Linked DNA regions of Homo sapiens: region 1 is linked to region 2. A link is a contact called in ENCODE Hi-C or POLR2A ChIA-PET data. All regions are on one chromosome and are shown on one strand. Each heading gives the region's core, a stretch centred on a gene start or an enhancer-like site at or near the end of the contact. The rest is flanking DNA. Distances are from core to core; before and after follow the strand shown.

Region 1 (2,736 bases), core at 232-2,731, 250 kb before region 2:
ACCCCAGAAAGTGCTAGTCTATCTAACAAGTATTATTTTAGAATTGCTGTATTATTTTAGTCATCTGCATATTTTCGATGGACTTATAAATTAATCTATATATTTAACATAAGCCAAATTGACAATTTTCATAACTACTACTGATTGTTCCATTTCTCAAAAATCACAATTAAATCCAAAAGGTTACAAAAGGAAAGGTTAGATTTCTCACAGATGCTTTAAATTACTGCTCTTTTACCATAGCTCATTATACCTAATGTGTAAGAAAATAGTAAGGACAAAAATGCCTTAAAAATTTGTGCATAAATTACTTTTTATCACTTTAGTGTAATAACACTAATGATCAATGAGCAAGCTACAGGTGATTTGTGTAACACTCAATTTTGGTTTTTTTTTTGGCCATCTTTCAAGGCCCAGGATGTAATACAAACTTGATTACTATGTAAATATCCATCTCTACAAAAAATTTAAAAATTAGCTGGGCATGGTGGCACATGTCTATATTCTTAGACATGCTCATGGAGGCTGAGATGGGAGGATTGCGTGAGCCCAGGAATTTAAGGCTGCAGTGAGCTATAATCAACGCCCCTGCATTCCAGCCTGAGCAACAGAGATCCTCCCTCTAAAACCAGAGGAAGAAAACAAAAAACAAAAGAAAACAATAATAATAAAAAGTAAAACTAAACCTAAACTTTACCTGATACTCTCTTTCCCTCTAACAAAGTTATTAGAGATGGGCTCAACTCTAACAAGCATCTAAATCAGTACTCTAAAGGTAAAAAATAATTTCAGGTAATCAATACCAACTTCTACAAAGTTGTAGCCAACTGGCAACACAATTTCTGAAGACATTCTATTGTTTAAGTAGATACGAATAGATTAATGAGCCACCACAGAGGCAAGTGAAACAGGATGATCTATCTATACTAGCAATGGCCTAAGGTTACCAAGATATAGCAAATACAGGTAAAATGTAGACATGTTGAGAAGATTTCCTTTGAATTTTACTTAGAAAATCCAAACAGCTCTAAAAAACAGATCAATATATACTCTGTACGAAGTGATTTTTGCACGTGGCATCTGAAAATATGTCCAAGAAAATTTCTAGCTTCTATCAGGCATGCTAGTTAGCTATGAGGAAGCTTGACTAGTGCACAATACATGTAGTCTTTACCTTTTGGGACCAGGAAAATCCTATTTATCCGAGACTCCTAAAAACCACTCTGGGTTACAGGTTCTGGATCTTCTCACACATACCCTCCCCCTACAATTCTCATGTCCTCAGGCCTTACCACTTCTTTGTGACAGCTGCTGCTTTATAAAGACATAATTCTAGCGTGAAGTATTTCTACTGGAAAATCTGGGATTGACAGGATGTTGACAAGGACTCAGTAAAAATAACCATTCCTAACAGAGTGTGTAGATACAAACAGGCAGTCACTGGTCAGAAGTTTTCCTCAGCTGAGTCACCCGGCCATGGAAAACCCCAAGTTTGCACCTGAGAGGCTCTGAAATACTACCCTCTGGAGTGCAAATATAAAACACATTAGGCTTGGAGAAACTGTTCTAAAGCAACTTGTTGGACCAGCTAGATTTAGAAATATAATGGATGGTTGGTAAAAGGTAACTCTAGGGGCTGCCAAGGGAACTCAGTTCCAAAAACCCTTCCCATAAAATTAGGCTTTCCAGAGACACACATCTTAGATGTTCCAGAGGTTTATGAGTCCTCTCTGTTGCCCCTTTCAAATCTAAATACTTCCTCAAAGTCTCTAGAGCCATCTGTTAAGGCCAAAGTAAATCTCAACATGTCTACACCACAGAAGTTTATGCCGCATTGTAAGGAAGTCTAAAAGGCCAAATGAATGCACAGCTACTTGGGAGGCTGAGGTGGGAGGACTGCTTGAGCCCAAGAGTTCAAGACCAGCCTGGACAACATAGTGAGACCAGCCTTTAAAAAAAAAAAAAAAAAAAAACAAAAGCCAAATGCTGCTATTCTGGATTTCATACTGTGAAAAAGAATGAAAGAATGTTAGGTTTTTTGACAGTGGACGTTAGGGTTTTTCAAACACTTTCCCTTTTTAAATGTGAGTAACATCCTATATTAGTTTCCTACTGCTGCTGTAGAAATTACCACAAATACTGACTTTACACAAGCTTATTCTCATAGTTGCGGAGGTCATGAATCTGACATCGGTTTTATAGGGCTGGTTCCCTGTGAGGGCTCTGAGGGAAGAATGTGTCCTTGCCTTTTTCATCTTCTAGAGGACCACCTGCATTCCTTGGCTCACATTCCCTTCATCGATCACTACAACCTCTTGTTTCCATCGTCAAATCTGCTACCACTCACTCTGGTGTGCCCACCTCTTCCAAGGACCTGTGTGATTATATTGGGCCAACACAGATAATCCAGGATAATCTCATCTCAAAAATATTAATTTGATGCCATCTGCAAAGTCTCCTTTCCTATATTCATAGGTTCTAGAGATTAGGACATGGACATGTTTTAGGGGTCATTATTCAGCCTACCACACAATTACCAGATTTAAAATTCTATGAAGTATACTTACCTACAGTATCTCGTTTAGATACTTACCAGGTGTTATCATTCCTAATGAATGAGAACGCGAGTCTAGAAACTTCATTGCTTAGCCACAGTGATATAGTCAAAAAACTAGAACTCAAACTAGAGCATATGGCCCTAGAGACCATGTAGCAGCAGCACATACCACTTCTCCT
Region 2 (3,155 bases), core at 20-2,519:
GAGGCTGAGGCAGGTGGATCACCTGAGGTCAGGAGTTTGAGACCAGCATGGCCAACATGGTGAAACTCCATCTCTATTAAAGATACAAAAATAGATTGTGGTGGTGCACGCCTGTAGTCCCAGCTACTCGGGAGGCTGAGGCAGAATCGCTTGAACCCAGGAGGCAGAGGTCGCAGTGAGCCAAGATGGCACCACTGCACTCCAGCCTGGGCGACAGAGCGAGACTCCACATCAAGAAAAATAAATAAATAAATAAATAAATAAATACTGCATGATCTCACTTATATGTGGAATCTAAACTAACCAAACTCATAGAAGCAGAGAGTAGAGTAGAATAGTCGTTGCCAGGGACTGAGGGTTGGAGAAAACGGGGTGTTGTTTAATGGGTATAAAGTGTCAGTTATACAAGATGAGTAAGTTCTGGAGATGTAACGTACAGCGTGTAACAACACTCTGTTGTATACCTGAAATTTCTTAAGAGAGTAGATCTTAAGATCCTTAACCACCCCACCTCCAAAAAAGAAAGAAAGTGGTAACAATGTAAGATGGTGGGTGTTTTAGTTTGCGGTGATCATTTCACAATGTGTATTAAATATCCGGTTGCCCACTTTAAATATATACAATGTTTACTTTTCAAGCATATTCAGATAAAGCTGGGGGAAAACAAACAGCTTTCTGGGGCCATTGTTTGCAGACCCCTGAGTTAGGGCATTGTGTGATGGCTGGGTCAATTTCACTTCAGCATGGTAAGAGGCACGTGACAAAAACTGGCATGAAAGGGGCTGTTGGAACCAAGGGGCAGGAAAGGGCTGCCCTATAGGATCCGCCAGAAGACAGACCGGCATTTCACGAAGTGAGCAAATTCCGGAGGAAATAAAGGATTTCCGTTTTAAGGGGTTGGGAGGCAAGAGAAAAGGCTGAGAGGGTGTGTGTGTCTGAAATGGGGTCTCTGGGTGAGAAAACGTGTGAGATAAAGTGCGAGGCTGGAAAAACGCGCACGTGTGCAGGAGGCGGGGATCTGCTGCACCGAGTGTGCACATTTGCACGAACCGTGGGGGCGTCTGCGGCTGTGGGTGGAGAGGAAATCCTGGATCACACATCTGAGAGAGGGGGTGTGGGTGGGAGTGGGAGAGTATGTAAGAGCGTGGGTCGTGACAGGTGAGGGACTTGTGTGTGCAACTGTGCGTCCTGCGAGAGTGAGGAGGTCTCGGACTGAGGAACTGCGTTCAGTGCTCAGTGGTGAGTTCCCACGCAAGAGCCTGGGGAGTCAACCAGAAAGACCCGCACGCGGGGCGGGCCCAGCGACCTCGGGCGCCATCTGCTGATTACCAGACGCCACTACCTGAGAAAGGCCCCTCCAGTCTCCTCATTGCCCAGCTGCGGACCCTAAGCTGAGCCATAACCGTCCTACCAACCCACGTCAGCAGAAGAGCCCAGTGGGAGGGCGTGTGTTCACTTCTGCTCCTCTGGGCAAAGACGCCCAGGTCAGAAACACCCACCCGACCCTCCCACTACCCAGAGACAGCCCCACCTGCACAGCTCAGAGCAGGACCACTGACCCTCTGGCTCTCCGGTCATATTTGCTATTGAAGACCAGAATAAAGTATTTTTATCAGGATTGAATACATGACTCATGAATGAATAAATTCATTCTCCTTACATATCGGTTCCTATTGAGAAATATGGTGGCTAGAATTTATTTCCTCCGGAAAGAGGAATAAATGTGGAGCCCCTGGGTTTGGTGCTATTTATTACCCATTTCTCTGATGTTGTAAGAAAAGAGAGATTCAGAAGAAATATCACATTTCAGCCCCGAACTTACGTAGCTTGCTGCCGTTCTAGGTGATTTACTTAGATTGGCTTCTGCATTTTGACAAATGAGGAAATTGGGAGAATTAAAGCCTCTGGTTTTAAAGCCTGCTGCTGGGTCAAGTAGAACTGTGACTTTTATTTTTTTTTTTTTAGACAGAGTCTTGCTCTGTTGCCCAGGCTGGAGTGCAGTGGCACAATCTCAGCTCACTGCAACCTCCACCTCCCGGGCTCCCTCAGCGATTCTCCTGCCTCAGCCTCCCAAGCAGCTGGAACTACAGATGCCCACCACCACGCACGGCTAATTTTTGCATTTTTAGTAGAGGTGGAGTTTCACCGTGTTGGCCAGGCTGGTCTCAAACTCCTGACCTCAAATGACCCACCCACCTCAGCCTTCCGAAGTGCTGGGATTACAGGTGTGAGCCACCGTGCCCGGCCCAGAACTATGACATTTTGTTTTTGTTTTTCTCTGTTTCTTTGAAAAGAAATGGAGTGAAGGTGCAGAGATATGAGATAAATTATTTAAACACATTATTATTATTGTTGTTATTATTATTATTATTATTATTATTATTATTGAGTCGGAATTTCACTCTTGTTGCCCAGGCTCGAGTGCAATGGCATGATCTCAGCTCACTGCAACCTCCACCTCATGGGTTCAAGTTATTCTCTTGCCTCAGCCTCCCAAGTAGCTGGGATTACAGGCATGCGCCACCACGTCGGGGTATTTTTTTTTTTTTTTTTTTTTTTTAGTAGAGATGGGTTTCTCCATGTTGGTCAGGCTGGTCTCGAACTCCTGACCTCAGATGATCCACCCACCTCGGCCTCCCAAAGTGCTGGGATTACAGGCGTGAGCCACCGCACCCTGCCTTAAACACGTTATTAAATCAGTAAAATGAAGGGCCTGACAAATAAATGACCACTGAGCTAGGATGTAGAAGACCAAGGCCTGGAAGAAGGGGAGTCTGCCTCTTCTGTCACTGGTGAGCTACGACCTTCCCTGCAGGCACACCCTACGCTGTCCTTCAGGCTGGCTCTCCATGCCCTCGGGGGCCTCGGTCCAAACATCTGGACAAAGGCCCTATGAAAGGACCTCTAACAAAATATTTTCCACCATATTCAGCTAGAGTTGCATGTTTTTCTATTTTTCCTAATGAGAACATAGGACTTGAGAACTGATCATGTGTCTTCGCTTTAATTTGAAATGATCAGAATAATCTGAAAAAAACAGAACTATTGTCCAGGAAATGAGAGAGAACTGAATTCAGTCACTTAAATATATAATCAAATCCCTTCCCCAGCCTTCCCCCACATGTGCTGGTTTTTTCATTCTCACTCTTCAAACT

Evidence for each region. Hi-C counts contacts between places; a loop is a spot of excess contacts on that map. ChIA-PET counts read pairs that join two places held with the same protein, here RNA polymerase II (POLR2A). Pooled maps may share reads with other maps.
Region 1: a map of CD4-positive, alpha-beta memory T cell shows a loop between it and region 2 (3-fold over the local background). The contact joins two enhancer-like sites. A Hi-C loop is called at or near these places in 2 of 168 maps with a recorded cell type or tissue (CD4-positive, alpha-beta memory T cell and naive thymus-derived CD4-positive, alpha-beta T cell) and 9 of 50 pooled maps. POLR2A ChIA-PET finds 5 or more read pairs at or near these places in 1 of 52 experiments (activated naive CD4-positive, alpha-beta T cell).

The regions. Positions count from the first base shown.
Region 1 is chr12:120,848,541-120,851,276 of GRCh38, forward strand. All of the region lies in intron 1 of SPPL3 (signal peptide peptidase like 3), which reads right to left. Among named protein-coding and RNA genes, the nearest start is that of SPPL3, 54 kb to the right of the region's middle. Within about 2 kb of position 1,482, at least 12 of the 41 ENCODE cell types and tissues checked have a DNase peak (open chromatin) inside an H3K27ac peak, as active enhancers do.
Region 2 is chr12:121,094,807-121,097,961 of GRCh38, forward strand. No RefSeq gene overlaps it. Among named protein-coding and RNA genes, the nearest start is that of P2RX7, 36 kb to the right of the region's middle. Within about 2 kb of position 1,270, at least 4 of the 41 ENCODE cell types and tissues checked have a DNase peak (open chromatin) inside an H3K27ac peak, as active enhancers do.